3 separate regions of the Mus musculus genome follow, and all the other regions are linked to region 1. A link is a loop called in an ENCODE intact Hi-C map of the cell type or tissue named here. Cell type or tissue: heart. All regions are shown on one strand. Each heading gives the region's core, and the rest is flanking DNA. Links, peaks and the distances in the headings are about the cores only. Region 1 has its middle 41 kb from the start of 1700036G14Rik. Region 2 overlaps Fbxw7 (F-box and WD-40 domain protein 7). Region 3 overlaps Gm31096 (a long non-coding RNA gene).

Region 1 (10,262 bases), core at 1,516-9,515:
GTGCCTCTGAGGGAAGGAGTCAGGTGCTCCTAGCACAGAACTGAAGGCTACAGAGTCAACCTGCCCTGCCTCTTCCAGCCTTGTGCTCTGAGGGGACATCAATGGAGCCAGCCTTTGCATCCATTCGCAGCGAGTCCTCAGTGGGCCCGCCTCTACACTGGGAAGGAAACAAGGTGAGAAGCCTGGGTCACATAGGTACCCACAGAGAGGCAGTGGGCTGACAAGGTCAAGCGTAGGGTCCTACCTGGTACGAAGCCTTTTTCTGCTCTTACTGTGCTGTGAGGTTTACATAAGTTACTTAGCCTCTCTGTGCCTCAGTATCCAAAGCTAGAAGAGAAGGCTCTCACAGAGGAACTATATAGAGTTGCGCATGGGAAGAGCGCACATCTCACAGAGGAACTATATAGAGTTGCGCATGGGAAGAGTGCACATCGGATATATTCTAAACGTTCAATGTTCTATAGGCTAAATGATGAGCAGCCGATACCACGACAATCGAGGGTGAGTAGATCTGGTCATCGGCATGGGAAGCCATCTGTAGCAGGGACTGTAGAACGAGACCTGACTTTGAATGTCGCCTGAGATCCGTCTTCAGTGCCGTGTCTGACTTCCCTCATCTGCTACGTGAGAACGAGTTCTCTGCCTTGAGGGTTGCTGTGAAGATGAACGGGAGGAGGCGCATGAAGGGCTGGGCACAGTGTCTGGCGTGTCACTCGTGTGTGGTTCTGTGAGCTCCTGACACAGGCCAGCTCTGCCAGAGCTGGGTTCTCACCAGGATCTTTTGAGGCGAGTGCTGCTTCTGGTGCTCCTGGGGTCTGCTTTGTGCTGCCAGGCTGCTCTTGGCAGCTGCTGGGCCTTTGTGGAAGTTTCTGTTTTCCTCCAGCAGCTCCCTCCTGTTGGAGGAACCCCTGCCTTTGCCCATGTAGCCTGTGTGTTTTTGGGTCACGCCGCAGGCTCCCTAGTGTTGGAGCTGCTAGGGTTGGAGTTGCTTTGTTTTTCCTGCAAGCCAATCAACAATAACCCTTCTGCTTCCCTACTCTGCCATGGCTTCTACCCTCTGCTTGCCTCTGTGGACGTTGGATGCTTCTTCTAGAAGCATCTCTACTACCTCCACTTTGTTAACTCTTTGTGTATGGATTGGGCCACCTTTCACCTAAAGAGCGTCCTTCTGTACCCCCTAACCCCGCTGACACCTCCTAGGTCCAGCCCAGTCTCATCATTCTCAACGAGACTAGCAGCTCACTGCAGGACCCAGAGAAATCTCACCTCTGTGTTTCAACCCCTCAGAGGAAGGAGGCTGCCTGAGTTTTTTGTGTGGTCCCTCTCCTTCTCTGGTGAGCAAGCTTTGTGAGGGCAAACAGAGAATTGTAGGCATGAACTTTTTGCAACCTATTTTTAATAAGGGTTCAACATCTCCTCTAGCCTACCACCCAGCAGAAGTAGTGGAAGCGAAACGTTTATTAAGATATTGGGGAAGTGGACCTGTTCGGTAGTTCTTCTGTGGGATTGAGCTTGATCTTCTTGGGCAGCAGTTCAGTCCCGTAACAAACACCAAATATGATTCAGCAGCTGCAGACCAGTCCTCGAGACAGGCAGACCCCAGGCAGCTGTAGTTCAACACTGAAGAAACTGCCAGACTGGACAACTGGCCTAAGGAGAGATCATGGAGGCAGCAAGCTGCCTCGGGAACCTCACAAGTTTTCTTATGCAAGTTTCTCTCAATGGCAGCGTTAGCACAAGTGGAGCTCAACAGTGCTATGTAAGGTGAAGCAATACATGCGTGCCTTTAGTGAAGAACACCGAGGCGGAGCAAACCAAAGCTCAGTGCTCACCTCCCATCATCTGCTGGGTCATATTTATACTCCTTCATCACTGGCTCTTTCACATGTCTGCTTCAGGAAACAGGAAGACAGTCTTTCCTGTGTTTGCTTTAGCAAGGCATCCTTTCACCTGTGGGCTCCAGCAAACTATCGTTTGATGTAACTGACATTCCAAAGAAACTAGAAGTTTCCACTTCATAAAAGCCCACAGATAAAAAGGGCTCTGGAAATAATGTGCTTTTAGTTGAGTTTTTATGCAATACATACATACATACATACATACATACATACATACATACATACATACATACATACAGGAGCCCAAGGAGTTGATATGAGATCTCCTGGATCTAGAATTACAGGCAGTTGTTATTGCCCGAGCTTTTGTCCCCGCCGGCAAGAACACACTCAGGACAACTGGAATCTTCTGCGGCAAAGCTTTTATTGCTTACTTCTCAGGAGGGAGACCCTGACCCCAAGAAATGTCTGTGACAGTGGACATAGCTGCTGGACCATTCCATCTTATGTGTAAGGAAATCTGGAATTATGTGATTATAATTTTCTTAGCATTTTCTTTGTAAAAAAAACTAAAATATGAACTAGTTGGTGTATAGTAAAAAGTAAAGAAATTCTGAGAGGAGTTTTATTTTAGGATAATACATATATACATATGCAGTGTGTGTGCCAGTGGTGTTAACAAAACTAATAGTGGAATTTGATCCTTAACAATGCCATTATTTAAGTTGAAGTGTTTATTAGCTCACCAAAATTGAACGTACTGTTAAAGGAAACTGGCTTCTGATGCATGAACATTTGTATGTACACTGAAAGTAGTCCCTAATACAAGTTAGATAAACCAAGCATAGACAGTATGTACCCCTGAGAAGTGTTGATGACTTATGAGGCAGGTTATACCATGGTGCCACACGGTCTATCTCCCTGACAAATCCCTCTATAGTCTTAGTGGCGATTCTCAGGCCACACTGCTTCAAGATTGACCATAACGCCACTACTACAGAGTGGGAGATTCCCATACTGCCGCTGTCCAGTCCTGACTGCAACTGAGAACCAGTCAGCAGTTCCAGCGGTGGAAGCAAAACTAAACTGAAAGGAAAAGTGCAATCTCCGTGCAAACAATCAAAAGGGCGTCTAACTCTGGAGAAATTTCAAGACTGTACGTACCTTGCAGAGCCTTACGTGTCCCGCACTTCTGGTTCCGTCCGCTCCCTTGCGCCAGTGTGATGGTAGTTGCCGGCAAGAACACACTCGGGACAACCGGAATCTTCTGCAGCAAAGCTTTTATTGCTTACTTCTCAGGAGGGAGACCCCGACTCCAGGAAATGGAGTCGCTTATATAGCCCTCAGCCATGGCATTTCAGCACCTGATATGGCATGTCAGCTCCTGATTTGTTGCTCGCCCATCACCCCACTACTACGCCCCGAGAATGGGCAGTGACTAGGAGTGAGTTCACTCTCGCACCTGCGTACAAGGCTTGTTTACTTATGATGGCGATTGCTCGCGGCACGGCTCTCCACAAGTTGTGAGCTGCCAACTGGGAACCTAACTCAGGTCATCCCTCTACAAGAGCACTAAATGTTCTTAACTGCAGAGCCATCTCTCCAGACACTCAAAAAATTGAGTTGAGTCCACAAGAAAGATGAAAAGATGGTTATAAAATGCAAACTTTAAATCTTTTAATTATTTGCTTCCAATGAACTATTCATGAGTGGTGCCCTCAGGATTTGAACCTTCCCACACACGTTAGAGACTAAGGCTCTTGTGCCTGTGTAGGGTGACTTCTCAGACTGGGGCCTATGTGAGATCTGTGGCCCCTTCTTTAGAAGGATTTCTTCTACCTGAGGCCAGGTCTACATCTGCTAGAGGCCTTCAGAGAAAAAGAGGTGTGATGGATGGTCCACCTCATCAAATCTGAAGGTCCTAAAACTCCTGCCATCAGGAATTTAGTCACCCCATGGAAGCCTTTGGCACAGACAGAGAGAATCTGTTTTTACAATGCTGCATTCATGGGGAAACATCTACATTGTTTAAAGGAAGAGAAAAATAAGGTGTTTAAGAAAAAAGAAAAAGACATGTTATTTCTCTTCCAGAAATAACAACGCTACCAGCTTCCTGGGGTCATGAAATAATGCTGTTGGCAATGACATTGAGGTGTCTGTCATAGTCTTCTGTAAACTTCCTCTCCCCCTGGGCCACACTTTAAAGTCACTGCTTCTACGCCCCGTTGACACAGACATAATGTATTATTTGTTTACATGTTTCACTTACTAGGCGAAGGTGGGAAACTAGTGAGCAGTGTTATGAGAGAGGAATGGAGTGTGTGTGTGTGTGTGTGTGTGTGTGTGTGTGTAAGACAGAGAGACAGAGACAGAGAGACAGACAGAGACATGGAGACAGGGATGTGGTAATACTATGTGACTGTAAACATTCATACTCTTTGAAAGGCTCAGGGGAATCTGATACACTCTGAGCCTCCAGCTTGTCCCAACCTAGGTGGCCTTTTTAGGAAAACCAGAGCCTCCTTGGGCTCTTGGCTTATACCCAACATGTCTGGAACCCCATAATTTCTTCTCTTTTTCTGGGAAGTGGGCTGAGCTCAGGGAGGTGCAGGCTCCTGGTGATCATGACTCCTCAACCCCTCCCCCTCCTCACCATCCTTTGGAAGGGTCCAGAAGGGGTCTGTAACAATGACCACAGTGCTTTCCTCCAGGTGACTGATCTTGTGAAAGAAATGAGGCAGATATTATTACTTGTTTTTTTATATTCACAGGAGGTCTAGAGGGGTTAAAGGGCATAAAGAGTGGATCCAGGTGTGGAGATATGGCTCATCTATTGAGAGGACTTGCTGCTCTTCCAGAGGACCTGGGTTCAATTCCCAGCACTCACATGGCAGCTTAGAGCTATGTGTAACTCCAGTTTCAGAGGATTGACTTCATAAGGCAATGCATGAGTGTGGTGCATACACATACATGCAGGCAAAACATATACACACACATACATACATACATACTTACATACATACATACATACATACATATAAAATCAAAGTAAATGTCAAGGAGTGATTCAGACATAAAGAGGCCTATAGCTTATTCAGTCACTCACAGCTCTTTGACCCTGGGACTTAAGCAAGTCACCAAAACTCAAGATGTTCACTGCTAAAGGACATAGGTACTTGCTTCCCAGGGCTGCTTCTGAAATTAGAAATTAAAAAAAAAATCAACAAGGGCTGGAATGCAACAAAAGAAAATGAACTTAGTCTCCACACTGAGACATACACACACACAAACACACACACACACACACACACACACACACACACACACACACACATGAGAGAGGGGGGGAGAGGAGAGAGAGAGAGAGAGAGAGAGAGAGAGAGAGAGAGAGAGAGAAATGGCAGGTAGCACACCTGGGAGGTAGCTCGGTGGCAGAGTGCTTCACTGGTATACACAGGACCTTAGGGTCAGTCCCTAGCACCACTAAATGAAGTTTTAAAAACGGATGTTGTCAATATTACTGGTGTTTTCAAAGCATTTTGCTCACCCCAGCTTTGGTATGTCGAAATAGGATTCAGTGGCTATTCTTTGGCAAGCTCAGAAGTAGGTGACCTCTGAGCATTAGAAACCACTGATGTCTTTTGCATCTTCACCCACATATTCAACTCCGCAGGCCTGTGTGGCACTTACTATAAATCTACATCACAGGCGAGGAGTACAGTAGGGCAGTCCATATAAGACAGACATTTTTGCGATTTCCTTGACTTGAGCTAGGGCCGGCCTTTCTCTCTCTGATAGTTGAGTTCGTGTATACTTTGGGTAAAGGCAATTAGGCCAAATGGGATTGGCAGCTTGTCCAAATTCACAAGTAGAGACAGACATTAAAGCCGATCTGAAGGCTGAATCTGTGTACTCACTATACAAAGGTGTCCCTGGGATGAGTGAGCAAAACACCTTTAGGGAGCGGGGGTTCTCTGAACCCAGCAGGTGCTAGACAAAGAAGCAAAAAATGTTCAGTAGGGGGCGGCCGAGAGCCCGGATGGTAACTCAGTGTCTGGCTAGGGGCCCGGCCGACAGGGAAGGGCTTGGAATTTAATCCTCAGCATTCCAGCCAGGGTTCCTGTGACATAATAAAGCCCAAGGAGGGATCTCCAGTGACTTGTCAGCAGAACCACTAGAGGGATGTTCTATAGATAGCCAGGGTGTGTCGCGGGCTCAGTCCCTTTAGTTCTTTCATGCCTGGGCTGGGCAGTGCGGTGTGCAGCAGGTGGAAGGGTGGGGACCCTCCAGGCGAGGACCCAGAGGACTGCAGGGCTGGGAAAAGTGTGCACTGGGTATGTGTGGAAGGAGCCCAGGCCTAAGAGGGAATTCCAAGTATGGCGTTTTGGAGAAAATGTTTTGTTATTTGCCCCAGATGACCCCACCCCACGTTAGGGAGCCGGCTGCAAAGGAGAAGTCCCAAATACTGAGCTTCACACAGCCTTTGATGTGGGCTCAGAAGATTCCGTGGACTGCGCCAGGCTCTCTTTTGGGGAGAGACGTGCCAGGAATGTTGGCGTGCCCCGTGCTGCGATTGGAAGTTGCTGGTTTTGCTGGAAGTGCGTCCAGTGCACTGTTTCCCACCATAGAGACCATTTACCTTTCCCACTTCCAAGCCAGCACCGGTCCTAGCAATAAAGTCCCATAAATACCAGCAGGGTAGCAGAGACTGTGGCCATTACTAATATATTTTTCCTGCCCTGTTTGCTGGAGGAGAGAAATTCTCAGAAGCCATGCATATATTTTACGTAAAATAATAGCTGAGCTGCCAAGGGTTTTAATGATATGACTTCATCATGGAATTATGGGCTTTTTGGTTTATTCTGCTGTCAGAACCCCAAGACAAAAATTAATTCATGTAACTGGTTCCAATTCAAGTCCTATTTTGTATCCTCCCTTATGGGTGAACTCAGCTACTCTGATTGCCCAGGCATAAATGGTTGGGGTGTAAGTTGCAGAAAAGCCTGCCTTGGTGTATTCATTAGCTCTAGAATCAATTCATTCACGAGGGGCCATATACTGTGGTCAAAAACATGCGCATTTGGGTCAAAGGGCTGGTATTTATTTGAATCCTGGGTTGGCAAAGCCGAGAAGACTAAATAAATTCTTATCTCTCACCTGTAGTAGTTGGCTATTGGCACCCGGCTCTCAGGGATGTTGGGATAAAATGTGTTTACAGCTGATGGGATGGTTGAGCTGAATACCCATAAAAGGTCCGTCCCAGGTACCAGGATGGACCGGAGATGGTTCCTGAGCCCTTTGAAGGTCCAGGAATCTTAGCCACTTCCATCTAGAAGCTTCTCTTTTTAGCCCCCAAATTCCTCAGATGCTCCACATATGTGAATTGTACTCTTCCCAGTCCCTACCCTGTCTGGAATCTCAGAATCCCCTGTGAGATTCTGACCTAGCACAGCTGCCTGTTGCAAACGATTTAGGGAACACGAAACAGAGCATACTGCAATTCCACAGCAAGGTTAAGGGTGAACTTGGATTTCGTGGATTCCTGGATCTGCTTTCTCCTGCAGTGGGACAGAGGCAAGGGTCTGACTGGAAGGATCCTGTCCTCCACATGCCTACCAGGCCCGAGACAGGGGTTCTTCACACAGCACGGTCCCGAGGCTTCCCCTTAAAGCCAGCTTACCTCTGTTCCTCTTCCAGGGGAGTGGGAGCACTTCTCTGCAGGTGTAAGTGTAGCTTTGCCTGTGAGCAGCTCTCCCGTCTGTTCATCTCTCAAAAGGACGGCTTAGGAGTTTCCCCACTCTGTTAGCTGTGACCCTGGCAAAGAATCAATGTTTCTGAACTTATTTATTTTGAAATCTGCAAGACGAGGAGAATAGAAAAAAAGTTCTGTAAAATCAATGAGTCTGTAGAGTATGAAATCCTCTCTCCAGCTTCTGGCATGGAGCACAGAGAAGCAATGCTGAGCTCAGAAGGTAGACATTGGCTAGGCAGTTGGGGTCAGGGTGGACCAAAGAAAAGGAACCACTTTCTTTCTGGGCCGAAACCAGCAAAGGTCACTGGGCTTCTTGGCAGCCTCACCCAATGTTTGGGGGCTCTGATCTGATTCCTAAATGGTTTTAGGGTTACCTCTTGTAGGTGATATTAGGGTAAAAAAAGTCTCAGTCAAGAAGTTGAGAAGTGGTGGCACATGCCTTTAATCCCAGCACTCGGGAGGCAGAGGCAGGCGGATTTCTGAGTTCGAGGCCAGCCTGGTCTACAGAGTGAGTTCCAGGACAGCCAGGGCTATACAGAGAAACCCTGTCTCAAAAAACAAAAACAAAACAAACAAAAAAACCCAAACAAAAAAACAAAAAAGTCAAGAAAAGAGAATCTCTGGCTTCAGTAGAGACCTAACATTTCAGCTGTGCCTGGTCCTACACTTGGCCAAAAGATCACTGATAGGAAAGTGGGTTCACCTTAAAACATGCTGAAGAGCATTGTCCTTTAATGATGGACTGGACTTCTGCTTCCCAGAACCCTGTGTTTTGCAGGGCTGAAGTAGTGTATGGGCCACAATCATAAAGGGTATAAGTTTTCCCACATTTCTGAATGGCTTTTTAAAGTGATTCAGAAAATTGTAACTTTTATCATTTTTTCTATGTTTTCTTAAGTACAGTTTCCCTAACACTTTAAACCCCCTACCTCCTATCCCCTCACTCCTACACCCCACTTCCATCCCCTACTCCCTAACCTACCCCCAACATTTTGTACTTCCTTGCTCTTTGTTTAAAGCCTCCCCCCACACCATGTGCCTGCTTATCTGCCACATTCCTGACCTTCCTGCTGACTTAAACTGCTCTGGGATTTTTATTTCTCACCTCCAATCTCTACCTCCAGGCAGATGCTGAGGTTTTCACAGGTTGCCTGCCTGAGGGTTTCTTTCACACTCTAACAAAATTTCTTGAGCTTGTATTTGAGTCAATTTCTAAATTCTTTTATTATTATCCAGAAGGAGAACCCCAACTTCCACTGTTTCATCAGGGCTGATGTATCAGGGCCCCAGACCTTAGCAAGGCTGACGCCATAATGGAAGTACCATCAGGCCTTGGAACCCAACAAGTAGGTCACCCCACCTGCCAAAACACGAATGAAGACCTAATCTATCACAGTCCATAGTTCTGGGAAAGTCCCTACATGTACTAACCTTTCTCTTTGGTTTCTGTAAGTCCTGCTTCTGGCTGAGTGCTTTCGATTCATGATGTGTTTTTTGAGCTTAAGAGTTCTCCCAAAGAAAGGCTCAGGATTACGCTGGGACTCCAAACACCCAGTGTAGCTGCTGGCTGCCTACTAGACAATGTAGACTTTCTATTGGCTTGAACTAGTGTCTGAGTAGTCTTCTCTGATGGCTACCTCACAATACTGAAACCACTTCAAAGGAATAAATTCCCTTGCAGGTCAAGTTCAAGCTGCAGGCCTCTCCCACCCCACCCCCACCTTCCATGCTTACCTCTCTCTTTCTGGGCCTTTCTTCCAGTGCACCAAATTAGATAATATGAGAAAAGATGTTTTCGAGTTCCTGAATATTGCCTTTAACAATCAAAAGGAGATTTTATTCTCAAAAAAAAAAAAAAAAGTTTTTTTTGGAGAGGCATGAAATGTCACAGTATTTCTCAGCTGGAACCCCCAAGATGCCAAAGTTACAGCTCATCAATATTAGAGTTCAGAGTTCCCAAATAGTCCTTGTGAAGCAATAGCTGCTTGAAATGAGGAAAGAGTGGCACATTCCACAGGTGCTGAAGGGCCTTGTATAAGATTGTTGAGACACTCAGCTGTAGCTGAGGGGCTGCAGCCTGTAATGGCGCTGATGGAGTTCTGCATGCAGCCTATAATGGTGCTGATGGAGTTCTGCAGTCTCCAGCTTTCCCTATTCATCTCACTCAGCTTTTTCCTAGGGCCATCTTCTCTCCTTGTAAATATTTTCCTCTCACCTGTGTGGGGGAACTGGGCACAGTCAGTTTTAGGAGCTGTGAATGGAGTTGAATTGATTTGCAGGTCAACTCTGCTGCTGCCAAAAGCCCAGAACAGATCTTTGGAAGGATAGAATGGCAGCTGCAGGGGGAAATAAACGGAAGCATGCTTGTTTTCATCTCTACGACAGGCACCATGCCTGGTAAACCCTGTGTGTTTCTCCATAGCACCCCATCTAGTTCTTCCCAGTGATTGACAGTCCATAAATAGTATGGTCCCATGTCAGCTTCAGGAAAAGACTGAGGGCTACAGCAAGTGGGGGCCTCTCTTTTTGGCAGTTTCTTGTTTGTAACTGACACTATCCACCACCCCCGAGGGCTAAGTATACAGAGGGCTAAGTATTCTGAGAATGTATCGATACAAAAGATGCTATATAAACTAGTCCCCAGATAGATAACTTGTTTAGACTGTGATCAT
Region 2 (10,262 bases), core at 793-8,792, 350 kb after region 1:
GGTCATGATAGGCCCCTTTTTGTGAGCACTCCATAGCCTCAGTAATAGTATCAGGCCTTGGGACCTCCCCTTGAGCTGGACCCCACTTTGGGCCTGCCACTGGACCTTTTCCTCAGGGTCTTCTCCATTTTTGTCCCTGCAGTTCTTTCAGACAGGAACAATTATGGGTCAGAGTTTTAAACAGTTGGATGGTAACTCCATCCCTCACTTGATGTCTATCTTTCTGCTGGAGGTGGGCTCTATAAGTTCCCTCTCCCCACTCTAGGGTATTTCATCTAAGGTCCCTCCCCTTTGAGTCCTGAGAGTCTCTTCACCTCCCAGGTCCCTGGTATATTCTGGAGAGTCCCCCACCCCCACCCCCATCTCCTACCACCCAAGGTTGCCTGTTTCCATTCTTTCTGTTGGTTCTCAGGGCTTCAATCCTTTTCCCCCACCCAATACTTGGTCATGTTCCCTTCTTCCTCTCCCTGTCCCCATTTTCACCCATGTCCCTCCCTTTCCCCCCCACCCCCATGATTGCTTTCTTCTCTCTCTCAAGTGGGATTGAGGCGTCCTCACTTGGGCCCTTTGGCTTGTTAACCTTTTTGTGTTCTGTGGACTGTATCCTGGATATTCTGCACTTTTTTTGGCTAATATCACTGATGAGTACATACCATGCATGCCTTTTTGGGTCTGAGTTACTTCACTCAGGATGATATTTCCTAGTTCCATCTATTTGCCTGCAAAACTCGGGATGTCTTCGTCCTGAAGCCCTTTCTTAACTGTTGGCCTCTTTGTACAGTGGGCCTCTTAGGCATTTCCCCTTTTGTATTACAATGAGTTTAAGTTTTACCACAGACGGAAGATGCTTAAAAGGTTGTAGGGTTTTGTTTGATTGCTTGTTTGCTTTAAATTTTTGTATAGACCTGTATAGGAGCTTCTATTTTTAGCCAGTGCCTTGCATGTTAGAGACTGTAGTTTCCCCAGGAAACTCCTGATTTCTACTCTCTTCACTCATGTCTGTACAAAGTACTCAGGAAGAAAAAGACTGGTAGGACTTTAAATTGCATATTACGTGGTAAGCAACTTGCAAAAGACAATGTTTCTATATCCTCACTCAATGCTGTTTCTAGATCAGCTCCTACCACAATACTGACCTTCGTCTTCCGAGTATTAGGTCTTTGTCTCTTTTAGCCTTTTCTGGCATTTTCAAGCCCTCATGCCTCCTAAATGACTCTTAAAAGTACCTCCTAAAGGACTACACTGAGTTTTTGTTTTAGCCTTTACTTTCAAAATTGGTAAGTAGTAATTACTTTTAAAATTAAGTGTCAAACTATATCTGAGTTTGGTTAAATTTAGAAAATGAAATATTCAAAATCACAGCTGCATAGTCATTTGAAAACACAGTAAACAAAAACATGCCATGCTCCTAAGAGTACGAAAACTCCTAGAAGAGACTCCAACTTTAACAGCTTTTTCAACAAAACCAGTCCTACAAATCTGTACACTACCTTTCTCCTGCGTATCCCCTGCAGCATAAAAAGTATTGGAGTCAGCCCCTGTGGTCTGAGTGGATAGCCCAACTGAAGCCACCAAGTGTTTCTACAAAGTGTCACACAGCACCACTGAGCAGCCCAAACCAGGCCACGGGCAATGGTAGAACAGCGAGTGCACTGGAGTTAAGGATAATGGACGAGGACCACTAGGGCACAAAGAAGCACAGCGCCTGGAAGAAGGTGCAGCCAGCCAGCCAGGCTCCACCGTGAGGTCTTGAAAGAACCTGGGGACAAAAATCCATGCGTAACACAGGGGGGATGATGTGTGTTAAAATGTTTTATATTTATCTCTGCTGAAGAGATACTCGTGTGTGTTTATATATTCAGCTGAACATTCTGGAAACAGACACTGAACTGTGTAGAAACCAAGTTGAATTGCAGTTGGCCACCTTAAACAAGAAAACTGCTGAAACTAAGATAGTCAAGTTAATCATGGTGGAAATGGAACTCAGCAGAGAGAGGGAGGAAGGGTAAGCCTAGAAAGTGGCTAATGGGCAAAGCTATGGCAGATGTGACCTAAGTAACACTGGGTAAGAAGCAGGCAAGTGTCTCCGGCAGCTGCTGCAGCTCGCAGGAGAAGGACTCTCGTAGTGGAGATTATTAATAGCAGTACACTTTGGGAGAGGCCACCATTAATACTATAAAAATATCTCACTAAAATCCAGGAGTGTAAGAGTATAATATGACATAAAAACCAAGACATCTATCAGAAGACCAGCAATAAACAGACAATGTTGAATCAGAAATACATTTTTAAAATCACACATGTGGACAATCTATTTGGACAAAGACACAGAAACATAGCTATGAAAAGAGTAGAAAATCCTTACAGTTGGAAATAATACAGGTGACAAGTCTCTGGCAAAGGTCCTTTTCCACAACAAAGATCATCACTATGAACAAATAATTTTAGATTTCTTCTTATGCTTTCTTCATGGAGTATGATGACATGTACTTAATGGAAATATTGGAACTGACATCACCTAAGTGTAATGTCCCTAAAATGTTTACATAGGAATAAACAGACATATATGTTTTACAGTAAGGTTAGATGGGCCCTGTGGTATTTTAAAATTGGTACAATTTTCGGTAAAACAATTCATTACTACCTACCAAGAACAGAATAAAGTTAATTCTTTACCAAGTAATCCTACATCTACAAATCTGTGCATAATAATATGACTAAAAATTTTTTGTATACACATGGCCAAAGCATGTCACTATTCAAATTAGCAAAGAAGAAGAATACTGCCACATTCACGTGGCAGATCAGACACTTACCAGTACTCACAGTCTTGGAGAAACACAAGCAATACAGTAAGAATGGGTCTAACTGCCAATTTTGCGTAAAAATAATTAAATATTTAAAATTATTGTTTTGGTTGTTTCTGAGCAGTAAAATTACTAATAATTTAGGAAGTTATAAAGAAAGTATTTTATTTTGCATACAATAAGCATGTCCTATTTTTGAGATGTAAGTTGTTCAATGAAAATAAAATTTACTACATAAGCTACTCAATCCAGATAATTTGGGGAGATATCACATTTCTAAATTCAGAATTCATACTTTTGCTTTACCAAGAAAGGCCTTCACGATTGTGGTACAGTTTTTAGTAACACACACAAAAAAAATCTCTATACATATGAAAATTTTACTATAAACGGGATCATTAGACATTCTTCCTAAAAACAAAACAAAACAAAAAAATAAACAAACAAAAACCCAATACATTTTCTTAATAATTATGGCAGGCCTTTTCTGAAAAATTAACTGGCTGGTCTAAAGTCCACTAAAAGAACAAGATTAAAATTATATACAACCTAAACTAACTGAAGTCTATACATACAAAACCAACAGCCCATTAGGTTATATTTGAAAAAACACTAAAAATTTTAATACAGCTTTGTCTCTATTAATGGCACAGTGATTAAGAACAAATCCTAAACCAAAGCAATGTTGCTGAAGAGGTGCTGTGTCACTTTGTCCTTGTCCAAAGCACTGACTGAGGCCGTGGACAGGAAGGACAGTGCGCCAACGTGAGGGAGCCCTGCCTGTCTCAATGGCTGCCAGGTGAACTCAGCTGACTAGGTGTGATCCCTGGCTAACAAGGCAACAGAGAACAATCCAACCACTGACATAAACATTTCAAAATTTCAATGAGTAAAACTGTCTCAATGTGTAGCTTAAGTTAAAAATCTTGAAGGTGATTATACAAGACATTTTAAGCATATTACAAATGGACTGTAATATGCTCCCAGACTTATCTTCCAAACCTAATTATCACAGCAGCTGAAAAGTGCCAAGCATGTTAGGAAAAGGTGTATGTAGATAGACCACAGAGATAGTGGAATGCCAGGAGGTAAGATCACTGCTCAGGATCACCACAAAAACTGGGAGACTCACCTGTTTGAGTCCCTGGTCTACAGCATTCAGCTCACACTTAAGTCAATAAGGACCGAAATGGCTCATGATAGTAGTCACCCAGTAACACAGTTCCTAGGCTACTTACTGGGCTCTTTAAAGTCAAACATGGTGATACACACAACCAAAGCCTGCTACTAGAAAGGGTACAGCAGAAGAATTTCTAGTTCAAGGCCAGCCTGAGCTGTCCAGTAAGACTGTCTCAAAACATAAACACAATGAACAACAGAGAAGGACCTGTGAGTGTTTTCCCACACTCACTGCCTGCGCCCAAGCCCTACCCCACTTAGTCTTCCACGCTGAATGAGCACACCAGATGTTTAAGAATCTGATCTAAACCAACAACTGCCTATCAAAAGAGTAACACATAAGAGAAATTCTACAGGAACAGTCTAGATACTTGAGTGTTCCAAAGCTGGAATGAGTGAATAAGTGAGATTTATACATTCTAATATTAGCTGTAAGAATGGTTTTCTTCTAATATACTAACAATAAGATTCACCAATATTTCTCTTGCTAAAAAGAAAAATCAATTCTGCATTCTTATTTTAGATGTGACCAAAATGTAGAAAAATAATGAAACTGGAATTTTAGAATGTTACTGATGGTACTACCATAATTAAAAGCATTCCAGTTTCAAGGGAAAATAAAGCAACTCGTACATCATTTCTGTTCTCCTAAAGGATAATCAGAGCTTCTTAAAATTATAAGTTAAAGCCCCAAATCTTCTTTATATTAAGAATTACCTATGGAGTTTATTTTTTAAGATTACTTTTGCAGGTAGAGGTGTGTGTGTGTGTGTGTGTGTGTGTGTGTGTGTGTGTGTGTGTGTACAGGGAGTCTCTGAATGTGAATGTGGGTTCTTATGAAGTCCAGTAGAGGGTGCCAGTGGGCCATGAACTACAGGTAGACTGTGCACCATCTGACGCCTGGGGACCAAACTTTTGGCCACTATTATGAGAGCAGTCTGCACTATTAACAATGGAGCTATGGCTCCGGCCCCCTAAGGAACTGATTTTTACCAAATATTCTAGCTGATGGGTTCCTTAATGCTAAAGTACTCAATAGTGACTGATTAGCAGCTAGTTTATTATTTGTTATTTACTGTTACGAAAAACTTTAATCTTCACACACATTAGGTGAGAGCCTAGAAAAACTGATAAATTAGACTACCCTCATAGTTATGATACTTTGATAAGATAAACACATTTTCTTTTAAAGAGAGAGAGAGATGAAAGTTAAAAAATATAGCTATAATTATAGTTTTAAAGAATTTCCCACAATTTTCATAGGTCATGCTTTCGATTTTGTTCAAAACAATAGCTCCCCACAAATAGCAGCCGAGTCAGCACCTCTGGAAGGGATATGATGCTCTCCAAGACATCTGGCATAAAATAAGAGCAAACTATATGGTACTCCAGAAGAGTTCTCTCATAAACACTTAAAATATCTAAACTAACAAAGATAATGAAAATCCATTTAAAGTAACCAAATGTGGAAAGAGAAGGTCTCCTAACTCTGAGGTTTCCAGGAGTCAGAGGCAATGAGTCATGCCACACTCAACACTGTTTTTATAAAACAAAGCCTGGACATTCTGATTAAGACTGTTTCAAATCGTTAGCCATGTTCTTTATTTCTAATTTTCTAGTACAACTTTTATTCCCATACATAGTTTTATCTTGGCACGCAGCTGCACGGCCGTAACCTAAGCAATGTCAGAGCAGTGACATGAGAAAACCTGCAGGAAGCCCTCAAGGTCCTCGGCAATGGGTCCTTCAGGATCAGCTTCTGTGCAGTTTCCAAACAAACGCCCTGTGACATAAAGTCTCCTGCAAGCTAAAACTCCGTATGTTCTTTACAAAATAAGAACAAGAGAAGAGAACATTATTAACTTCGCTATTAATACTTCAATTGTTTAATATGTTTTTATGTTTGCTAATTTTTGTCTTTTAAATTATTTGTGTTGGTATTTTCTTTTACAGAAGGAGTAAACTAATCGCTTATTTTACGAATGACATTACAGCTGTCAGAGGCTTCTTGTAAAATCTCAAATGCGAGCAGTGACCTCACTCCACAGCAGCTTTCAAACTGACAGGTGAAAGACAAGGAAACCATGAAGACAGAACAAATAGAAAAGGAAGAAGAGAAGAAATAGGACAAGAGAGCACTTTGGGTTCTTGTTTCAAAATTTAGAAGACATTGTTTTAACTTCATTTTCCAACATGGCTGCCACTTATTAAGATAGAAGTTGAAATCACTCAAAAGGAACTAAGCTAATTAGAAAAAAATTACAAAGCTTTCCTATATCTCAGTAAATGCCACTATACAGACAAAAGTGTTTTCTAGTGATGTGGATTATTCTCCTTGTCCCCTGCAGTTAAAAAATTAAAGTAACTATAAGAGATGTAAGAACAGAAAACATTGATTAAACAAGTTCTCATTTACTTCCAAAGAAACAGACAGACAGACATAGACACACAAACAAACTTATGTGTTTGGGCCTACTGTGTTCAGGACCATAAACATATTTCATATGTATAAATACATGACTCTAGTAAATAATTCAAAATGGCAACAGCAGCTAGGTCAGAAGAAACACATATTGCTAATACTACAGCCCCAGTGCGTCATACTGAAAAACACCCTTGGACCTTATGCTGATTATACAGTAACACGAGTGCTGCAAAGTCCAAGACATTCGGGATATCACCCAACCATGTGCCGCTTCTGTTTCAGAAAACAACTGACATCTCTTCTAACCCATGAAGTTTTAATTCATGAAAGAGTTTGTAAAAATAGCCCAGCTTTACGGGCCCAAGAAGCCTACAGACCTGCCTGGAGTGTTCTTTGCACTAGATGCTGCGTTCCCACATGTAAGGAACATACCAACAGCAGTTTGGCCTCCCAGCAAAATAAAAGCTACACAACTTTCTAACATTTATCAGCATATTTCAAGACATACCGTTTTCACATTTACCAGTTTGAAATAAGTTTACAGGATTCTAATCTCATGAAAAACAGAGGAGACGAAAGGCAGAGAGGGTGCCCCTGCCCGGCTCTTGCTGTGTAAGTTTTCCCTAGCCACACAAAGCATCGTTAGCTCTCCTCACAGACAACACACAGGCGATCGGAAGCAGTGCTTTACAGGAAGAGAAACAGCACTTAATAAACAGTCGTGCTTTAAATGTTACAGACTTACCCGTCTTCGACAAAAAGGCAGACCCTGGGCAATAATGCTAATGCTAAATATCTTCATCACAGTCTGATGTGGCAGAGGGTCTTTTGCACTTTTGAGATCAACAGGAACCAAGCCATGGTTCACAGGAGCTTTTCCAGGTTTTGACATTTTAAACTCCTCTTGGTTGATGAACACTCTCAATATGTACTACAGGCACATTACTAAAACACTCACAACCAAACTGAAAAAATGACTAGTAGTTTTAAAAGGCTGAGAATCCAAGGCCTGTTGCCGTTTTTGTCTTCCAACCTTCTCTTTGCGAGTGTCCTGACCTGTCTGAGGCTTGGTGAAGTGCAAACTGTCCTAGAATAGCCAGGAATTATAAACTCCTGAAGTGAGCACTCCTGCTCCTGCCAGTCAAACAGCTGGTGAGCTCCCACAGCAAGTGAGCAGTGCAGACAGGAGCAAAGCAGGGCTGGGCTGCGGGGTCCTGGGAGCGTTCCAACTAAATAACCAAGGTGCTCCCTAGAAAGTGGAAAGTAAGAGTTCCTTTTCAAAATTCAACACACACACAACTCTATGTTCTCTTAAGTCTTCCTTTCTCAAACGTCACCATAAGTGTCTGAAGAATGCTTTGAGTCTATTCAAACTTCAGGAGTGTTGATGCATGCTGAAAACAGCTTGCTTGTTCAGCCTCCTCTGCATCAAGTGACTGACCTTACAGACCAGTCTCCTGCTCACCAAGACAGCAAACATACCCTACCGCTCTCTCGCTGTTAATAACCTCAAATTATCTTACTAGAAATTATCAATCTCAGTTCCTCTGTAGTTCTGAAACAGTTCCTGAGTCCATTATAATAGCCACATGACTGACTGAAGGCACATAAATTGTTTATTATTTATAAAATGAACGATGATAGGCAGTGATCACAGTACGATGTCACTTCTCAGCAGAAACATGCTCTAAGAAACCCATGGCAGTGTGTCCCTGTCACCGAGTACTCTGACACAGAGGTGACTGAAATGTTGGATGGTAGGTGGGGATTCTCTGTGCTTAACCCCTCCAACATATCAATTAGACAACCCTTCCTAAAACGCAAAGGACTGGGCTATAACATCTACGTTTAAAGAACTTTCCATTGCTCCCTAACGCCCAAGGTAAACTTGAGAGGCAACGACTCTACCTGAAAGTATTCTCAAACTATTAGTTGCAGTGTAATCTTAAATATTTCCTTAAACGAACCACTCAGGTCGACCTCGATCCTGCAGCCAGAAATGACCTGGAACTGGTGATTCTCCTGCCTCTAACTCCCAAGTGCTAGAATTACAGGGTGAGCCACCTTGTCTGGCTTCTTCCCCCAGCCCCTCCCACTTTGGAAAGCTCAATGTTACTCTATCGTAAGTAGACTAATGAGCAGAAAAGACAGTTTGTACACAAGAATTATTCCTAGCCCGATCCGGATGTTATGTTCTTAAACCAGGTCTTTCTCTCTAATATCAAATTTGAAATGTAGCTTAAAGTGCAAACTTGCTGGCAGTATGTAGGGGAACTGGAATATGATGGAAAACACTGTAACTGCGATGGGAAGTGGTATGGCAGCTCCCCAAACACTGCCCACAGTCAAGGGGTCACTCCAAATTTCCACTTCTGGACATGGACATGGACATACACACGATTTAAAAGCAGGAACTTGACTAGAAGTACCATGAGTGTAGCAACATTATTCACAACAATCACAACATGGAAATAATCTAAGTAAGCTAAGTGCTACACACACAGAGTTGAATACTGTTTTGCCTTCAAGAAGAAAATTCCAGCCTTGACACATCATTGACAGTTGAGGCTATCATACTAAGTAAAACAAGTGCATTACAAAGAGACAGGTGTGGCATGACTCCACTTATAATCAAACACTTAAGCAGTGTGTGGGGACAGTTCAGTTCAGAGACAGAAAGCACAAGGGTGTGGAGATAAGTATGTTTAACTGCTACAGAGTTTCAGGGGAAAAAAATGGGAGAGTTCTGGAGAGGGAAGGTGGTAATTGTTATGCAATATTCTGAGTGTACTTAATGCCACTGAACATACGTGAACAAGGAAAAACATTACTTTTTATGTTATACCTGCTCAACCACAGTAACAAGTTTAAAAAGTAAATGATAGTAGAATATAACAACAGTCCTTAACACTGGGACTGGAGACTTGGCTCAGTGGACTTCAGGGCTCTTGCTGTTCAAACCTGAGGACCTGAGTATGAAGCTTTGCACACACCCACAAAAAAAGCTGGGTGTGGTCCCGTGAGTCAGTAACTGTTGTACAGGGAACTGAGACAGGAGAATCCCTGGGGATTGGTAGCCTCTACTTAGCTCCAAGAGACTGTCTTGTATCTCAAGGAAATAAGGCAAGGGGTGATTGCACAAGTCATCAGTGTCTTCCTGTCTCTGCATGGGAGTATGCAGACAGACATCCACATACATTCACATTCAGATACACACATACACTTATTTTCTTATAAAATAATTTATGAAGGACCATGATCACAGTCACATGTCACTTCTAAACAAGGACATGCTCTAAGAGATGCATGGCAGTGCATGCACAACATCATTCCCAACAAAGACCCAGGGGTAGGCCAGAGAAAAGACAGCATAAGGACACTGGAAATCTATAAATTATTATGGCCAGGGCCAGGGGCGGGGGGGTGGGGGAAGGTAATAACTGATAGTTAAGAGAAACATGTCTATGGTCCCACCAGCCTCTCCAGAAGAAATGTCACCACCTCCCAGTCTGTGTGTGTCCTTTGACACTCACTTTACTCTCTAGAGGAAGACTGATATTTTGTTCACATAATTATAACCCTCACTCATATTCTGCCCGTCTTCTTAGAATAACCTTTTTGCTAATATATCTATCCCCAGATATAAATACTATCTATTTTGCTAATAATATTATAATATAATTTTATACAGAACGAGATCTTTATTCTTAAAATAATTTATTTCAGTGATAATCTCTGAAAACAATTAGCACTTCTAATTCCTTTCAGAACTATAGGGAAGATATCATTTAAACTAAATGATATCTCTGTGCTTAAACAAAAACAAAAATGAAAGACAGCCGTATATTCTG
Region 3 (10,262 bases), core at 1,373-9,372, 160 kb after region 1:
CCAACTGGCCCTAAGAAGCCAAAATCCTGGACACAAGCTCTAGAATGTGTCCAGGCCTGGGTTACAGTAAAAATTAAAAAGCATCCACATAGGGTGCTATCCCTCACCACCCCGTCAAGCAAAGGACGTGAAAGAGTATGGGAAGTGCCAGCTCTTGGTGGAAAGATCGAGAAGCCAGACTACTTATTAGCTGAATGACCGGTAATGAATGACTTCAGCCTGACTGTGCCTCTGCATTTTACTCTTAAGAAGGCTGTAAATATGCCTCCTTCCAGGGTTATTAGAAGATTGGGTGCAGAGCCATACCTCCTGGAATGAATGCACCTGCGCACGTCTTAGACAACTAAATTGATTAATGGCCTGAAGTCGGCTTGCACTAGATGACCCATCACTAAGGGGCTTTCCGGCAAGCCCGGCCCCCATGATTCTGTTCTTCCCAAGCGGCCCTGCGGATGCCTCCCCCAACCCCCACCCTACCCCGCATGACACAGTTACAAATATCACCTCTGCACTCTTCCCTCCTCATTTCTTTCCCTTTCTCCATTTCTGAAACATGCATGGGAAGGTATGCCGGGAGAGCTTTACGTCAACTTGACACAAGTCAGAGTCATTTGAGTGGAGGGAACCTCAATTGAGAAAATGCCTCCATAAGATTGAGCTGCTGGCAGGCCTGTAGGCATTTTCTTAATTGATGTGGGAGGGCCCAGCCCATTGTGAGTGAGGCCATCCCTGAGCTGGTGGTCCTGGGTGCTACAAGAAAGCAGGCTGAGACATGGAGCTCTGGAGGTACTGGTTAGTTCATATTGTTGTTCCACCTATAGAGTTACAGACCCCTTCAGCTCCTTGGGTGCTTTCTCTAGCTTCTCCATTGGGGGCCCTGTGTTCCATCCTATAGCTCTAGCTTCTCCATTGCAGGGCCAAGAAGTGGGAGTGGGTGGGTAGGGGAGCAGGGTGAGGGGAGGGTATAGGGAACTTTCAGGATAACATTTAAAATGTAAATGAAAATATCTAATAAATTTTTGGGAAAAAAAAGAAGAAAAGAAAGCAGGCTGAGCAAGCCAGTAAGCAACACCGTTCCAGAGCTTCTGCATCAGCTCCTGCCTCCAGGTTTCTGTCCTGACTTCCTTTAATGATGGACTACAATATGGAAGTGTAAGCCAAATAAATCCTCTCATCTCCAATTTGCTTTTAGTCATAGTGTTTCATCAAGGCAATAGAAGCCCTAACTAGGACAGAAGGTATTCCACACAAGTGGCAAGGTAAAGGTCAGGAGGCCTAAAATGGTCACTTTTAGACCGTCTGCCACCACCCATGTGGCAGGTGTCAGTAAAAGAACCTCCCCACTATGTCCCTCTTGTGACAGAGGAGCAATGCCTAAGAGGAAAGAATGGCTGCTTCTTTCACCAGACTTTCCTTGGCTCTTTGATCTTCACCTCAAAGGCTCACTGTCTCCTGTAACTTTACTAAATAAACGTGTCTGGTGCAACAGGGGTGCCAGCCATGCCATTGTGATCTGTGAGGAAAAGACACACGTTTCTCCTCTACAAAGCATCCATACTGGGGAATGGGTGCCTAATAAGTTCTTCCTTGCCTAGGAGTATTTGCATTTTAATTGAGAATTCAAACAAAATGATTCCAGCAGTGCAATCTTAGGTTTCATTCAGCTAATAAGGGAGCCATGCCGGCTTTGTTTGTTTTGTCTATTTGCAAACAAGGAACCCTTCAGTGGGTCTTAAAATCCTGCAAATATGAGATTTTTAAAAAAAAAAATGGCTAGCTGGGTGTATTAGTTGATTGCCTATTTGCTGTAATAAATGTGTGTGTGTGTGTGTGTGTGTGTGTGTGTGTGTGTGTGTGTACCACACATAAGCAACCAAAAGAAGAAAGATCTGTTTTGGCCTACAGTTCCAGGGTACATTCCATCATGGCGGAGAAAACATGACGGCAGGAACAGGAAGGTAGCTGGTCACATTGCAGGGGCAGGGAGGCAGCAGAGAACCGTGAATGCCCTTTGCCCTTTGAAAAGGGCAGGACCAGCCCCTTCCTATTGCAGTTAACCCATTCAACAAAATCCTACTCAGAACTGTCCAGAGGCCAACCTGATCTAGATAACCTTCAATGGCACCATCAGAAGCTCCCATCCAACCTGGGTGATTGCACGTGCTGTCAGTTATATAAAGTATGCCCAGGCCGCTATATCAAACAATGAGTTTATAGGAAACAGAACAGAGAAACATGATGGAGGATACTGAGGGAATGCTGCCCATATAACCCAGTGTCAGAACCTCAAAAAGAACCAATGAGAGATTCTAAAATTAGCTACAAGAGAGAGGGATGGGGCTGGAGAGATGGCTCAGGGGTTAAGAGCACTGATTGCTTTTCCAGAGGTCCTGAGTTCAATTCCTAGCAACCACATGATAGGTAACAACTATCTGTCATGGAGGATACAATGCCCTCTTCTGGCATGTCTAAGAGAGCGACAGTGTACTCTTATACATGTGTGTGTGTGTGCATATATATATATATATATATATATATATATATATATATATATATATATACTACACACACACATATATATTAATTAAACATTTATTTAACTAATCACAATGTGTGGACCACAGTTGAAGCCCAACTAAAACTAATACATTGTAAAACTGTAACATATGGGAGAATTGAAAAGTTAAGTGTCAATTTCACTTGATATATGATTACATCAAGGACAACTGTTAATTGACTAAGTGTGACAATGTTACAGTTGTTTCCAAGATCCTTTTATTTTAAATTAGTTAATTAATTTTTGTTTTTTCAAATGTTTTGTGGACTTATACGTGGTCTGTTGTCCATATCTTCGATGTGTAATCTGATATAGATACTAAGAGTTAATAGACACTCATTTTGTGAGTCTCCCTGGCTAGGCTGTGGTGCCTGGCCGTTTGGTCAAACAACAAATAAAGCATTGCTGTGAAAGAACTTTTCAGATGAGGTTCTTGCTCAATGCAGGGGAGTGTGAGGCATGCAGCCATCATTCATAGTCCAAGCTGTCCTCATGTGGGCAACTGAAAGCCGTTAGGACCAGAGGCTGGCGATAGAGAAGCAGCCGTGGTCTATGACAGTAGCAGAGACTCAGGCTGCTCTTCAGACCTGTACTAGTTGAACTTAGAACTGTGACCCATCCAGCATTTCCTGGATTTCCAGTCCCCAGTGCTGTGCTTACCAACTCAGAGGACAAAAGTCACCGGCCCCTGTATTACTCTGTTCTCGATGCTTGAGGCTTAAAAGGAGGAAAGGGAGTTTTGGGGCGTCACAAGTTTCATAGACTTCAGCTCATGATTGGCAGGCCCAGTTGCTTTGGGGGTTCATGGTAAGAACTCTATCTCTCTTATCTCAACAGTGACTGTCACTAGCAACCTCTGTTGTAGTGACAGGACATTTCCCAACCCTCTTGTGCAACCCCGGTGGTCCCTGGCTTTATCTTATTAACTGTAATCCCATCTAAGACAACCCAAAACCATACAATGATCTCACTTGTAAAAAGAGGGAGGGGACAAAAATGTCCTAGCTACTCTGGGCTGTAACTTGAGAGCCACCAGAACGGCATATATTTGGACACACTGAAGAGCAATTCTTCTTTGAGAAGCCCATGCTCACCCTCTCCGGTGTGCCTCATTATTTTCCTGTCCATTTCTAGTCTGCTTCCTATTGCTGTGATAAAACACTGTGACCAAAAGCAACTTGGGGAGCAAAGGTTTCATTTGGCTTTCACGTCCGGATCACAGTTCATTGGTTATGGACCCCAAGGTAGGAATCCAAGCAGGCCAAAAAACTAGAGGCAGAAACTAAAACAAAGACCATGGAGGGGTGCTGTTTACTGGCTTGCTCCCCCCTGGCTTGCTCAACCTGCCTTCTTATTCAACCCAGGACCATCTTCCCCACAGATGATTCTACCCACAGCGGGCTAGGCTCCCAAACAATCATTAATCAAGAAAAATCCCCCCCACAGGTTTTCCTACAGGGCAATCCGATGGAGGCCTTTTCTCAGATGAGGTTCCCTCTTCCCAGATGCCACACTGAACGGACTGCCCACATCTCTCTCTCTATTCTCAAAGGGTCCACTTCTGCTTTGTACCAGCTCACCAGGAACTCTCCTCACGTGGTGTCGCCAAGGATCCAGCTTTGCCTGAATGGCAGTCTCTGAGAAAGAGCTTCTCGGACTTCTGTGGGCCATAGTGTAGAGCTGAGCCTGCTCATCTGTCAACAGTATTAGTATTATGACGCTACTAGTAAACAGATCTCCCTCCTTTGGTGACATTGTCATGCATTTTATTTTCTTTTTAAAAAAAGTTTGTGTCTTTATCTCTTGTTTGATCACTGATCTGTCTCTTCTCTTCTAAAAGAAAAAGAAAGGGATGGACAGCTTTGGAGGTATTTTAATTATCATAATTTAAAAAATACTTGCGGCACATGCATGTTACCCATAAATAAGATACAGCATCATTACCAAGCCACTTGATAATTTGGCAAATATTTTCATATCCTTAGCACCCTGTGTGACTTACTTTGGAGGCTCCACCATGTTTTCAGGGTTCTCTGTGCTGATACACATGACTCTCCTTCACCTGTCTTCTTACACCTCAGCTGTGCCCCGTTGTGTGAATACAGCAGGCTCTATGGATCCATGCCTCCTGCCACAGAAAGTTAAGCTATTTCCAATTTTACAGACGAGGAGGGATGAATAGCCTTGTGGTTTCCTTGCACCATCAAGAGCCTTTCTCAAAGACTTTTTCTTTTCAACCCCCACCTCCCCCTCTGTGCTCCATGCTCTGTCCCTCTGAGCTCTAGGGTGACATCTTGCAGCTGGCTCACTCTCCACCATTGGTTACTGCCGATCTCTGCCTCCCCGGGCACAGTGGAGAGAAAGATAGAGTGGTTATTTAATGAGCCCAGGAAGGCGTCCCTCAGTGACTGACTGTCTCCTCCTGGGGTAACACTGTAAGAATGAGTTGGGGGAGCTTAGATATCTGAATAATTGCCCTGTCTAGACTCAACTGCCACCTCCCTGACGTTCTTGGCACTGTCCAAAAGAGGTCAGCATTAACGGAGCACAGTTAAATATAGACATCGAGGAATAAAAGGCCTAATTAAGAACCAGGAAGTTGCTCTTGGGAAATTAGCAAAGTTTGCCAAGGCATCTTTAGGTGTGCCAAAGCCCAATTTGGCAGAGAAATGCTGATGAGAGACCCGAGCTGGGAGGTAAGAAGAACAGGCTTGTCCCCCCAGTTCACTAGGGCTGGCTGGCTGGCTGCCTGGCAGTGCACCATGTCCCCCAGGCCACACTTGCTGTGATAGGCAAAGGGAAAGCACAGCTCAGAAGCTGGAGGTGCCTTCCCTCAGTATCGAGCTTCCTCCCAATTACGAAGTTAGCAGAAGAAAAACAAACTCAAGCCTGGAAAAAAACCTTTATCATTTGAGATATACCTTTCCTCCTTCAGACCTGGGAAGGACTCTCCATGAATTCTCTCGGTGTTTCATTAGTGCTGTGTGATGAATTCCTCATGCTGATCTGGCTAGGTGGCCATGTGTCTAGGAGATTCACAGGGGTTAAAAATAAGCTTGAGTTAGTGCTATAGATGTACATAATATGAAGTCACCATTTGTATCAGGTCATGGAGGCTACAAGGCAGAGTCCATAGCCCTTCTGAGCCACTGCCTTCAGTGAAGGTGTTCACGGTGACCTCTCCTGTAAAATGGGGCTATCTGCCTCCTAGGGTGCCTGGCCAGATCAATGGGGATAATGTACTGGAAAGCACTTTGACAAATACGAAGTGCAATTCAAATGGATTATTGACAGCCCTTTGTTAAGTGTTCGTTTGATTGCCGAATGTCCTTGAACGCAATGAAGCATCATTTCTTATAAACCGTTTTATAACTCAGACTTTTTTTTTTCTTTTGCAAATTCTGAATGACCTTCCCTCCAATCAGTTCAGCTCTTGTGGTTTTCTTCTAAAGCCCAGGGAGTCACTGCATGGAATCATGAGAAGTGGAGGAAAAGCTTTCCAAGTCACCTGGTGTGCCTCCGCCATCCCTGCATCCCCACAGACAATGCCTGTGCCCCTGGCTAAGAGGTTCTAACCAGAGAAACTTCTGTGGAGCAGCCCTGGACTGCTGGGCTCCTCTCCCTAACCTGTTTGAATTCAGAGAGTCCAGAGCATTTCCACCTGCCAGCTCCAAGCTGCTGTCCATAGTAGGAGTTGGCCTACCACGGCCCTCAGGTCGAATCTAAACAGAATACTGTTTTATAGTCAGAAAGCTAAAATTGATTTCTCAATTTAAATTATTTTTACATTTTTAAGGTGTAAGAACCTTTTACGCAGGGTGTGGTGGTGCACACCTTTAATCCCAGCACTTGGAAGACAGAGGCAGGAGGATCTCTATAGGTTTGAGGCCAGCCTGGTCTGCAAAGAGAATTACAGAACAGCTAAGGCTGTTACACAGAGAAACCCTGTCTCAAGCAAGGAAACCAACAAACCTTTTTTACATCTTAGGGAACTTTCATGACATGAAGCTACATTAGATTCAAATTTCAGTATCCGTAAATGAAGTTTTATTGACACTCAGTCACACCCAACTGTCTCCACGTTGTCTCTGACAGCTTTTGCTCTACAGTGTCAGAGCCCAGTAGAAACAGAACCTCCTCCACAGCCTGCAAGACCTAGTATTGACTGCCTGTATCCTTACAGAAAAACATTGCCAACCCCTACGTCAGAATTACAAAAGTAATCCTGAGCCCTCTGTGAAGTCTGAGCAATATCACTATGTCGACAGTTCTCCCTAACAAACCCTTGGAAGGGCCTCTTAGAGTCCAGTAGTTGTCCTGGGCACTAGAAGCATTTGAAAACAGCATTAGTAATACTAAGTGGTCCCAAACTTCAAGGATCCAAGACAGGTAGACAGCAGTTACGATGTAAGCAGTACTTAAGACCATAGACCCCAGAGTCAGACTGCCGAGGCTTGGAGAACAGCTCTGTCCAAACAGCAACACCATGTTCACGAGACCTGCCTTGGTCACAATTTGCTCTGTCTGAGAAGAGTAGTTGGGCATTGGACTCACCCAAAAGGACTGTTTCTGGACTAAGAGGCTGTGCAAGGGTCACACAAAGTATCGGCTGGGACAGAATGTTCAGTGAACATGCTCATCACCATCACCATCTACACACAAAGAAATATAATCAAGACTAAGACTGGGGTGGAAGTCTGCGAGTGAAAGTAGAGATGCCCAGCAGGAAGCAGAGACATCAGTCTCTTAGAAGGAGTCTAGGAAGAGCTTCATGAGTGAAAAGACCTTCTCTCTTCTCCACCACTGTCACCTTCAACTCCTCAAAACAAAAGACCTGAGGTCATCTTTGTTCCCTTTCCCCAGCAGTACCAAGTCACCTTCACCCTGCTCTGCACACAGCTTGTCTCTATCTACATCGGTTCTTCCCTATCTCTTTGCATCTCTGCCCTCCTCTAATCACCTCTCCCTGCTCTTGAGATTAGTTCCCACTTCCTGAGTGTGGTGGTTTGAATAAAATATGGAAGTGGTACTAGTAAGAGGTGTGACCTTGTTGGGGTAGGCATGGCTTTGTTGGAGGAAGTGCATCACTAGGAGGTGGGCTTTGAGGTCTAAGGATCTCAGGCCACACCCAGTGTAACACTATTCCTGCTGCCTGCAGATCAAGAGGTAGAACTCTGCTCCTTCTACAGCACCATGTCTGTCTGCAGGGCACCATGCTTCTCACCATGAAGGTAATGGACTCAATCTCTGAAACTTTAAGCTGGCCCCAAATAAATGGTTTCCTTTGTAAGAGTTGCAGAGGTCGTGGTGTCTCTTCACAGCAATAGGAACCCTAAGACACTGAGCAGAGAGACTTCTCCCTTGTCTCGCCTTCTCTCAACCCTCATATATTAACTGCCTTTCTTTCTAGAATATTCTTTCTTGCTCCTCATCCCCAGTCATCCTCAGAGGTAATGTCACTTTCTCAGGGACACCCCCACCACCCACCCCGTGGTCCTTGTGCTGAGCTGCTGCTCTCCCTGGGTTCTGGTACTTGTCACAATCTAGACTGATTATTACACATGACCTCCTGGTGTAAACTCCATGAAAGCAGAGATGTTTTTTACAAGTTTTTTGCCTTGACTGCTAATGGAGACCCAGCTCTGAAAACAAAGCTGACACTCAGAAAACACGTGTTGAGTTCTCAGCCTGTGTGTTGTGACCCTGTTGGCATATCAGATAACTCAAATATAAGATATTTACATTGCGATTCGTAACAGTAACAGTAGCAAAATTGCAGTTATGAAGTATCAACCAATTAATTTTATAGTTGGGGTCACTACAACATGAGGAACTGTGTTAAAAGGGTCACAGCATAGGAAGGTTGAGAGCTACTGATCTGGAGCAATGGCTAGCATGACATAGCTCCACACCTGCCTGCCCAGCTCCAGCGTGTTTTAAACTATGAGTTACAACCCATTAATGAGCCAGGAAATCATTTCATGAATGATCTGGGCAAGCACTTTTAAATAGCTTTGATAAAGACCAGAACTAGACAGAATAGACTAGAATAGAACAGAATAGACCAAACCAAAGCCACTTCAACCCAACAAGGGGAAGTGATTTTTCTGGAATGCTTGTTTCAGTAGCCTATGTGTGCTTATGTACAGTCTGGGTGGAGCTGCAACATGTAATTCTGGCTGTAGGCAACAGTCAAGTCTGAAAGGCACGCTCGTGGAAATGCCTTTCCAGTTCCTGTCTTTCCAGTGTGGGAAGAGCGCTCCAGGGACCTCTGAAGTTCGCCCTTCCTAGCTGAGTGCAGGGTCATATATTTGTTTCCTGAATGGTGGTAGGTCCTGGCTGTTTTCGCTGAGAACACTGGCTCCGCTCCTGTGGAAGAGCTGCCTCCAGGAAGTCATGGTTCCCAGCATCCTCTGCTGATGACTTTCTCCCACCATGGTTGAGTCTTAATGTGTTCCTGAAAATACGACAGACAAAAAAAAATGGGATGAGGAATTCTAACTCCTCTTGCTAATCCATCAAATTATGCTAATGAGTCCAAATCCCTAGCTAATATCTTCAGACCAACTAAAAGCTAAGGAACTGCGTTGTCTCCTCCTATTTTGGCTTCTGCCTGTCTCACGATGCTATTGTCTCAGATTAAGCTTCCTGCCACCCGGGTCTTGCTTACTCAAACAGCCAAGCTCTTCCATTCCTCCTATCCTGTATGGGCCTGGGGTCCTGTGGTTAACCTTACTCCAGGAGCTTCAGTTTGCTCAGTAAAATTGCTTCCTGTTTCAGTTGTGCCCCTGGAAAAACCATGCTGGCTCCTCCTGACCTCAGCCCATGTCTTCCCCATCTGCCCTCTTTCTGCAGTGAGCCCATCAATGTAAGTAAACAGCGGTGGCTTGGGACACAGGTATTCTGAAGCTAAAATGCCAGCATCAGACTTCGTCTAGTCATGCAGGTGAGAAAGTTGTTTAAACATGTATCCTGACACACAGTGGATTTGTAATAAATATTAGAATAAAAACAATAATATAAAAAATGTTTGGTCAAGACAATGAGGAAAGAGGTAGAAACCGTTAGAAATGCTCTTCCCGCTGGAGATTGCCGATTATGACTCCTCACAGGCTCTTTCCACCCTCTGGTTTTTTTTGTTTTTTTGTTTGTTTGTTTGTTTGTTTGTTTTAAATCATTCTTTCCCTCAGCAACAGCATCATGAGAGACTTCATGAAATCTAGACATACAGTTCAGTTGACCTCTGGGGACCCTAGGCCAAAGGAGATCAAAGGAGTAAAAGAAGAAACTGGGACCCACCCATGGTGGTTTGCCTTACAGCCTGTCCTGTTGTCCAGGGAGCTCATCAATTATCCAAACCATAACCTGTAGCAGGACCAGCAAGACCACCTCTATGTAAATACCAGGGCCCAGCACAGCTGCAAAAGCACCTCCTGCAGGAGGACCTAATTGAGGACTGCCTGAGAGACCAAGAATTGCTGGAGCAGACAATGCTGGCCAATCGGCAACTGCTGTTTAGAAGAGATGTTTTCTTGGGACCAATGGGGCAAGAGTGGAAGGTATTAAAGGAGCTTGCGGTGTTTCTCACTTGCTACCATAGTCTGTGTTGTTGACTCCGTGCCACCTCACTTCCAACACCCAAGGGCAAGTAGGGTCAGGCAGTGATAGTTCAGGCAGCAATAACCAATTCCTACCCCAGGTGGAC

Evidence for each region. Hi-C counts contacts between places; a loop is a spot of excess contacts. Peaks named below come from ENCODE experiments on the same cell type or tissue, not always from the same donor. Only the 100,000 strongest peaks of a DNase experiment are listed, where the experiment ranks them.
Region 2: it touches region 1 in a loop (6-fold over the local background); 13 of 42 quality-filtered maps call a loop at or near these places.
Region 3: it touches region 1 in a loop (1.9-fold over the local background); 2 of 42 quality-filtered maps call a loop at or near these places.

Annotation. Positions count from the first base shown.
Region 1 is chr3:85,270,998-85,281,259 of GRCm38, reverse strand. No RefSeq gene overlaps it. Among named protein-coding and RNA genes, the nearest start is that of 1700036G14Rik, 41 kb to the left of the region's middle. In heart, for the core only: a CTCF peak has its summit at 5,856 (motif pointing right); a DNase peak (open chromatin) is centred at 5,969; H3K27ac peaks cover 2,095 bases.
Region 2 is chr3:84,922,694-84,932,955 of GRCm38, reverse strand. All of the region lies in intron 4 of Fbxw7 (F-box and WD-40 domain protein 7), which reads right to left. Among named protein-coding and RNA genes, the nearest start is that of Gm40080, 49 kb to the right of the region's middle. In heart, for the core only: a CTCF peak has its summit at 4,851 (motif pointing right); DNase peaks (open chromatin) are centred at 3,565 and 7,575.
Region 3 is chr3:85,111,075-85,121,336 of GRCm38, reverse strand. It overlaps Gm31096 (a long non-coding RNA gene), which reads left to right. Exons shown (of 2, transcript XR_003954509.1): 2 at 5,983-7,586. Among named protein-coding and RNA genes, the nearest start is that of Gm31096, 5.8 kb to the left of the region's middle. In heart, for the core only: no CTCF peak of the experiment used is centred there; a DNase peak (open chromatin) is centred at 5,026.